Linked DNA regions of Homo sapiens: region 1 is linked to region 2. Evidence: chromatin loops called from intact Hi-C (ENCODE). Cell type or tissue: HCT116. All regions are shown on one strand. Each heading gives the region's core, and the rest is flanking DNA. Links, peaks and the distances in the headings are about the cores only. Region 1 has its middle 83 kb from the start of MSRB3-AS1. Region 2 has its middle 15 kb from the start of MSRB3-AS1.

The links. Peaks named below come from ENCODE experiments on the same cell type or tissue, not always from the same donor. Only the 100,000 strongest peaks of a DNase experiment are listed, where the experiment ranks them.
Region 1: it touches region 2 in a loop (8-fold over the local background); 1 of 110 quality-filtered maps calls a loop at or near these places.

The regions. Positions count from the first base shown.
Region 1 is chr12:65,723,243-65,727,646 of GRCh38, forward strand. No RefSeq gene overlaps it. Among named protein-coding and RNA genes, the nearest start is that of MSRB3-AS1, 83 kb to the left of the region's middle. In HCT116, for the core only: no CTCF peak of the experiment used is centred there; a DNase peak (open chromatin) is centred at 2,339; H3K4me3 peaks cover 726 bases; H3K27ac peaks cover 4,000 bases.
Region 2 is chr12:65,655,173-65,659,576 of GRCh38, forward strand. No RefSeq gene overlaps it. Among named protein-coding and RNA genes, the nearest start is that of MSRB3-AS1, 15 kb to the left of the region's middle. RefSeq lists an enhancer at 1,254-2,453. In HCT116, for the core only: no CTCF peak of the experiment used is centred there; a DNase peak (open chromatin) is centred at 1,929; H3K27ac peaks cover 4,000 bases.

The DNA of each region.
Region 1 (4,404 bases), core at 93-4,092, 68 kb after region 2:
ACAACTTAAACAACAAATTTCATGAAGATGAAATGTGAGAGAACATTGAACATTCTCCCTCTTAGTGTTTGGTTCTTAAATACAATTCTAAGACATGTTCTCTTAGGCTTTGTGTTTCATTCTTGCCTCTGTTGCTGATACTAAATGATCAAAAATAAATGTTTGGATGGATTTTGCCTATTCACAATCTCTTGATTGCTCTCGGGATTTAGGAAAGATAAAGTGTGTGGTGTGACAAACACACACCACAAATCCGTACATTTTCAAAAATAACACTGAGATTCAAATGTTGTTCCTCTGCTTTTTTATCTGAAACTGAGAGGTTTACTCCTATTTCCAAAAGATCTTTTAAACTAGATAAGAGTTTTCAACTATCACTTTCCTTTTCCGCCAGCCATATTTATCTCTTCATCTTTCAATAAGGTCCTCATATGTTAATTTTGGCCTTCCTCTAGTCAAGCGTCCTGTTATGGCATCAGATAGAAAGAATAATGTGGAAAAGAGGACAGTAAACAGATGGAAATGTCAACAGATAGGAAGGATTGGAAACAAGAGGTTAAGGCAATGCTATACTACAAAGGTGTGGAAAAAGTGGAAGAATCTGGGAAGATTCATTATATTAGGCCTGTAAAACATTTGAGATTTTTCAGAGGAGTGCTGAGAAAGGAGAAAAGTAGTCAACAAAGCAAAAAATAGAACGGGAGGAGCTCTGCGATTTGGGGCTATATCCAAAGGCCAGCTGCAGATTTGAAACAGGTGTGATGGATACCCCATTTACCCTGATGTGATTATTAAGCATTATATGCCTGTATCAAAATATCTCACGTACCCCGTAAATGTATACACCTATTATACACCCACAAAAATTCAAAAATTAAAAAAAAAAAGCTTAGGTGCCCCAGGGCACACTTTGCCTTATGACACTTTTTGGTTGTTTGAAAACACGGGGCTTAACAAGATGGTGAAAGGGGGGTCCTCGGGGAAGAAGATATTTTTCTTCTTCCCAGGACTAGCAGTCTGAATTTTGGGACCCCTCTGGATCCTCCCTTCAAATCATCCTAAGGCCTCTTTTTCGACTGTGAGTCAAAATCTGGGGGGGCGCAAGGAGATTGATTGAGTATATCTCCTCAGTTACCGAGGTTTTGTTAAGATCTTTCTGACGCTTCCAGAATGATTCCAGAAAGCATGCTCTAAATTCAGCAGGCTGACCATATCTCCTTGTTTGTTCCAAGCAGACATAGTTTGCACTCATTATCCCAGCACAATTCTTATTCTAGCATAATTAGCACATCTATCACTCAGAAATAGATGATAAATTCCAAGGTCATCCTAAAGTTTAGGCTCTGCAATCTCTAGAAGACCCAAAAATCTATCCGCGCTTTTGAATTTGGAGGAGTAGCTAGCCAGAGTAGCCAGCTCACAAGTTGGCAAAGGACATTAACTTCCTGAAGTCTCCCTGAAAGCTGGGGAGTGAAGACGACAATTGCTATGCTTGGCTCTGTGTCCCCACCCAAATTTCATGTTGACTTGTAATCCCCAATGTTGGGGGAGGGACCTGGTGGGAGGTGATTGGGTCATGGAGGTGGATTTCCCCCTTGCTGTTCTCCTGATAGTAAGTTCTCATGAGATCTGGTTGTTTAAAAGTGTGTAGCACTTCCCTCTTCACTCTCTCTCTCCCACTGACCATGTGAAGGTATGCTTGCTTCCCCTTTGCCTTCTGCCATGATTGTAAGTTTCCTGAGGCCTCCCCAGCCATGCTTCCTATACAGCCTGTGGAACAGTGAGCCAATTAAATTTCTTTTCTTTATAAATTACCCAGTCTAAGGTATTTATTATTTATTTATTTATTTATTTATTTATTTATTTATTTTGAGAAGGAGTCTCACTCTGTCACCCAGGCTGGAGTGCAGTGGCACGATCTCTTCTCACTGCAAGCTCCGCCTCCCAGGTTCACACCCAGCCTCAGCCTCCTGAGTAGCTGGGACTACAGGTGCCTGCCACCATGCCTGGCTAATTTTTTTGTATTTTTAGTAGAGATGAGGTTTCACTGTGTTAGCCAGGATGGTCTCGATCTCCTGACCTTGTGATCCGCCTGCCTCGGCCTCCCAAAGTGCTGGGATTACAGGCATGAGCCACCACACCCGGCCAGTCTCAGGTATAGCAATGTGAGAACAGGGTAATACAACAATCATTAGCTAAAATCATCCTGAGGTCTAAATATGCAGACATGACTGGCATATCTGGCTTCAGAAGAAAGGCAATAAATTTAACTCTTGGGTCAGGAATTCTCACATTTGGGGACATGCATTTTGTTTGTGGAGATTTTACAAACTACAATCCCTGGATTCCACCCTTAGAATGTATGACTCACTGAGTTCGGGCTGGGTCCCTGAAACCCTCTGGTATGAATACTTATGTTCACTTCTAATGGTGAATTAGTTCCTTAAGACATGCTAAATAATGTTAAGTTTCACTAGTATATTCATTCAACTTATCAAAAGAAAAAATAATTTAAATTGCCTTTTTAAATTAAATTAAATTTAGTTGTCTTTTTGACAACTCAGGGGGTTAGGGGTACCAACCCTGAACAATTGAAAATTTAAATATAACTTTTGATTTCCCAAATCTTAACTACTGATAGCCTACTAATGACACCTTACCAATAACAAATAGTTGATTAACACATATTTTGTACATTATATGTATTATAGACTGTATCCTTACAAGGAAGTAAGCTAGAGAAAAATAGAATGTTATTAATAAAATCATGAGGAAAAGAAAATATATTCACTTGTTCATTGAGTGGAAGTGGATCATCAAAAAGGTCTTCATCCTCATTGTCTTCACATTGAGTAGGTTGAGTGGGAGGAAGAAAAGGAGGGATTGGTCTTGCTGTCACAGGGGTGACAGAAGGAGAAAAAGTAAAGGAGGTGGAAGGGAAGGCAGGAGAGGCACGCATATGTGGTATAACTTTCATTGAAAAAAGAATCTGCACATGAGTGGACATGAGCAGTTTAAACCTGGGTTGTTCAAGAGTCGACTGTACAAGTAAAAAAACTAACAATAAAAAGCAAGCATGTTCTTCATCTTTCAGCCACTTTGGAAAAAGGCAACCCAATACAGCAATAAAACTATAGAAATCCATAATATAAACTTGTAGGAGGCTTATTTTAACAACAATTATCTTTTTCAAAACATTACTTTCATTATCATATTTGATTATAAAGCCAACTTATGATGCAGGAATTATTATAACCATTGAAAAAAATGAGGTTCAGAGAGTTTATGTCGTCAGCCCAAACTAGTAGATGGCTATTTTTTTAAACCTCAAATAAATTGTAGAAATACAGAAGAAAAACAAACAAACAAACAAACAAAAAAGAATCTACTACCAAAAACAATATCCTAATGGAATACAACTGCATATTTTTTATTTCCATGCAGAACTTCACAATAAACAACCAGAAGGATCTCAGATCCAGTTTTCTTGGCCAGTTGGTCTAGAATATTCTAAACATTAAGGTAAATTAAGCAAGTAGTTGAGGTACAGTTTTGTAAGCATGCTTTGCTTAGTGACTTGTTATAATTCAATAACTTTATAATCAAGAAAGTCTTCAGGGTCTAATGTCAGTTTCTCCCAATGCTATTAAAGTCTCCTTTCTTCTTATTAAATCTTTCAGCATGTCCCAACTCCAGGGCTCTAAGGATAACCCTTAAATAACCGAATATGATTGCTAGTAACTTGAATCTTTTCTTTCAGGGTCATAATCTTAAATCCTTTCATATTTTCAATTGATGTAACTTAAATTTCTAATCCTGGTGATGCTTTTCTCTGAAATACCTCAAATTCTCATATTGAGGCCGGGCATGGTGGCTCATGCCTGTAATTCCAGCACTTTCGGAGGCCGAGGTGGCCAGATCACAAGGTCAGGAGTTCCAGACCAGCCTGATCAACATAGTGAAACTCTGCCTCTACTAAAAATACAAAAAATTAGTCAAGTGTGGTGGCGGGTGCCTGTGATCCCAGCTACTTGGGAGGTGGAGACAGGAGAATGGCTTGAACCCGGGAGGTGGAGGTTGCAGTGAGCCGAGATCAAGCCATCACACTCCAGTCTGGGCAACAGTGTGAGACTCCATCTTAAAAAAAAAAAAAGAAAAGAAAAGAAAAAGAAAAAAAATCTGTGCCACAGTTAGTATCTTCTATGCTATTAATACTACACGTGCCCTCCCCCAAAACACTACTTATTTGGTGATCTTTCTGAATTTTCTTACTTCTCTTACTAGAAGACATAATTTTAGTTAAATTGGCACTCAGAGAATGATATGATGGTATAGGTGGTACTGCTTGAACACTTACTTCCTCTGTGTTGTAGGAAATTTTAATGATTTTACTCATTAAAGTAC
Region 2 (4,404 bases), core at 291-4,290:
CTGATATGGTCTTAAAGAATCCTTTTGCTAGCAGTATACGCTGTTTAATTGAGTGACTACGTTCTGGGAGATCCTAGCATTTCCAAAAAGCACACTGGTGTTTTGTAGTTGGTCTGTGGGGTTAATCTGATAGGTAGAAGCAGGGATGTGACTCATCGTGGATGGGCTCTATCTGAAGCAGGACATTTTGTTTACAACATTTATCATTTGCTATTGCAGTAGCAAAGACAGTTAGTGAACACAGGCTTATCAAAAAACTAGAAGAAAAATATAACAGTGCAATTCCGGACTATTCAAGAGAACTTCTCTCAGTCTGACTGGCTGATTAACTAAAAAATGGCTATCTATCTTTTACTCAATTTTAATGAATATTATTAAAAGAAATACCACAAATTAAAATCAACAACAGTTAAAGTGATACTCCGTAAGACTTAGAATTATAAAATTTGTCCCTGGGATATTGAATTTATTGAAATAATTGTTCCCACTTTCCCCTCACACAACTCTTACTAGCAAAAACTGCAATCTGTGAATCATTAGGATCAGAAAACTGACTGATGAATCAAATTTTGTAAATGTTTACCCAGAGAAGAAAGAATTGATCCCAATGAAAATTTAAATAAAATTTTAAAAGGAAAAACTGGAAATTGTTAAACTGTTCAAGAAACCAATCAAGATTTAAGAAAAATTGCTTCAGAAAACATTTTTTTACAAAAATGCATTAATGTTACTGTTCCCATTTGAAGGTTTGTTTTCATAACCTCAGCCTCAAAACACCTTCAAAGAATGTTCAGTCAAAAGAAGTCAGTATCAAATATATTCTGAAACCCCTGAATCTGGTATGTGGAATTCAATTTATGCCATTTTATCTCCCGACTTTTGCATATATTGTTCTCCCTGCCTCGAATTCCTTTCTCTGTTTTGTATTCTAAGACAACTCAAGATTTATGCTGCAAGACTCAACTTACAAAAATTGCCTACAGATTGGACCCTCCTAACCTTTGGGCAGAGTTAGATACTTTTACACTGTATGTTTTTGTAAGGCTCCTGCATGAATATTCTATCATATCACTATAATTTCTTGATTATAGGGCTGTCTCATGTACACTAGATAGGAGATTTCTCTAGGGCATGGCTCATGTTCTAGTCCATTTGTTATGAAATCTCTGGCACATAATAGACATGTAATTAATTATTGCTGAATAACTGAGTGGACATGTAAGTGAGGTCTCTATGCTACTCACTCATTTATTTCTCTTGTCCTTTATGAACAAAATCATCAAATCTGCACCGCAACTTTAAAGATGTATTTAAGAAAAAGTTCTCTCCTATACATTCAGATTAGTACTAAACATGTATTTTGTGATGTCTCTCTATTAGCAACACCCCTTCCTTTTCTCCTCCTCCCTATCTATCATCAAGAAAAGCAGTGCATTAATGGGAATCCACTTGAGACTGGGATGGCCGGCTCAGGACCTCTTCTCTCTGGGTATTGGTGGGGGCATCCCTAGAGTGTGGGAGCACTTTCTGGGAGGTCCAGAGGTTAGGTCAACCAAGGGCTTTTTCTTTCCATCCCTTCTCAATTTGACTCTGGATTCAGCTGAATATAGTTAAAGGATTAATTGCCATCATTTTGTTCCCTAAATTAAGAGTCATTGTGGTAAGAACCAAGCATAGCAATATGGGCCAACCACAAAGAAATAAATTACTTTGTAAGTTTCAAAAGATTTTCACCAAATTACTGCCCTGTGCAAATGATGTTGGGGGGAAAATTTTGTTTGAGAAACATTTTCTTTTGTGACTATAATAAGGTATGTGTACCCCTGCTGAGATATGAGTCACATCCCCTGTGTTAGGAAACTGTGGATAGTTTTTGTGGGTTTGGGGTTTTGTATTAAATTTTCAGTGCCTCATGTTTCCTATGACTGATGAATGGATCATCACCTGACTCATAGGCTCTTTTGCTATGGATCACCGAAGTGCAGCTTTTAAAATTCAGTAATGTGGCACCCAGCTGCTCAGAGTTTTAATATGGAGCGAGTAACACCGGAAACATGTAACCAGTGCTTTGAAATGTACATTTCTGAAGTCACCTCTTCCCAGCTTTTTGCAGAATTATAATTAAACTGGTCTAGACTAGTTTGCAACTCCTATTTTTAGAGACCTACAGTGCCCCTTTTTTGGTCTAAGTAGGGATACAATAAACATATGGGTTTGTTTTTTCCAGATTAAAGACATGCCACTGACCTCAATTTCAGCATTCTAAAAGTGAACATTTATTTATTTATTTATTTATTCAACAAATACTTACAGGATGTCTACCTTGTATTCCACTTATGGAGATAGTGGTACTTATTTAGATAGCCCAGTGTGACTGAAGTTCAGATTATGGGAATTTGTAGGGAGAGTATAAGGGATAAGATTGGAAAGAGCAGTCAAGAGCTAGATCTTAAAGAACCTGTGTGCCAAGCTACAGAGTTTGGGCTTTATCCTGAGATCCAGGAGGAGCCCTGAATTGTTTCCACAGAGGGGTGAAATGAGACCTTTTGCACCAGAGTTGAGGAGAAATTAGATGAGGGCAAAGTAAGATGTGGAAGGCAGACCAGTTAGGAGCCTATCATCGTCATCCAAGAGGCAGATGGGGTACAGCCAGAATGAAAGCAAGATCAGTGGGCATAGAGCTAGAACTAATAGGACCTGGCAATGAATCCTGGACTGTGGTTTAGAGTCCTGGCAATCAGACTCTTAATGTTGGAGCCCAACCCCCATCACCACCCCAAAGGCAGAATCCTTGGTTCTCCTCTTTTCTCTGGAAACACACACTTCCTTGCAATCACAACCAATTTCAGGATGACACTCAAATTTATATCTCCAGCCCAGGCATCTCTGAACTCTAGACTTGAATATTCAACAGTCTATGCAACACCTCTATTTGGATGTTTAGCAGAGCTATTCAACATACTATAACCCAATCTGAATGGGAGACCTTCCCTGAAACTTGGCTTACCTTCAGTCTTCTCCATTTTTGTTAGTAGCAACTCCACTTTCAATTGCTTACATCTGAAACTTTGATGTAATGGTGACTCCTATGTGTGTGTGTGTATATATATGTGTATATATATGTATATATATATGTGTATATATACGTATATACATATATACACACATATATACATATATACACACATATACATTTATATATATATATTTCACATTCAGTCCATCAGCACATGCCCTTGGTTTTAACTTTAAAATCTACAAAGAATCAGATCCCTTCTTCCCACCTCCACCACTACCACTCTAATCAAAGCTACCACCATCTTACTCCTGGATTAGTATAATAGGCTCCTAACCTGTCTACCTGCTGCTCCCTGGCCCTTGCAGTCTATTCTCTACACAGCAGCCAGAATGATGCAACACCCCCGCCAACCTGTTATTTGAAGCTTTTCGAGCATACAGAAAACTTGAAAGAACAATACAATATAAAATGTCTTTTGCAGCTTCTTTTTCTGATCCAAGATCCAATCAAATGCAATTTGATCACATTTGATTGTTGTATATTTTTAGTCTTTCTTAATCTAGAATAATCTTTCTTCTTTTTAAATGACATGTACTTTTTCATATAGAATATCCCACACTTTCTGAATTTGTCAGTTTCCTCATATATTATGTTGTATAATTCATATTGCATCAGATCAAGAGGCACATAATGTCAGGTTGTCCTAATGCTTATGATGCTGTTTGATCACCTGACTAATGAATCAACTCACCAGAGTTCTCCATTGGGAAGATAAATTTTCCTCTTTGTAATTAGTAAGAAATTCATGGGGTGATACTTTGACACCTTTCAAATATCCACGATCTTTTACCCAATGGTTTTGCTATCTACTAATAACCTTTTCTAGATTATTTATTATACTGGAAGTTGCAAAATCATGACTTTAAAATATTCTCACTCCTATTTTGTAACAGACGTTTTAGTAAAAAATCGCCTTCCTTATTTTTCCCTTTCTTCTCTTCTACCCTTTCCTGCTGCCCTCCTTCTCCTCCTCCTCCTTCTCCTGACTCTCACGGTGGATTCAATGTCCACTCAATTTTAATTCAATGTGTTATCATCAACTACCACAGAATGATTTATTTAAAATGTATACAGATCATGTTCTATTCCTCTACTGAAGCCTCATCAATGACTTCCCCCTTCACTTGAAGTAAACATCTAAGTCCTTACAGTGGCCTGCGAGGTCCTGCATGATCCAGTCTCCAATTCATCTCCCGCCTCACGTTTTGCTCACAGCTCCAGCCATCTGCTCTCCCGACTGTTCCTCAAACACTCCACGTTTGGTCCTGCCTTGGGGTCTTTGGCTCCACCACACCCTCTCTCAGTAATGCTTCTCCTCTAGATAT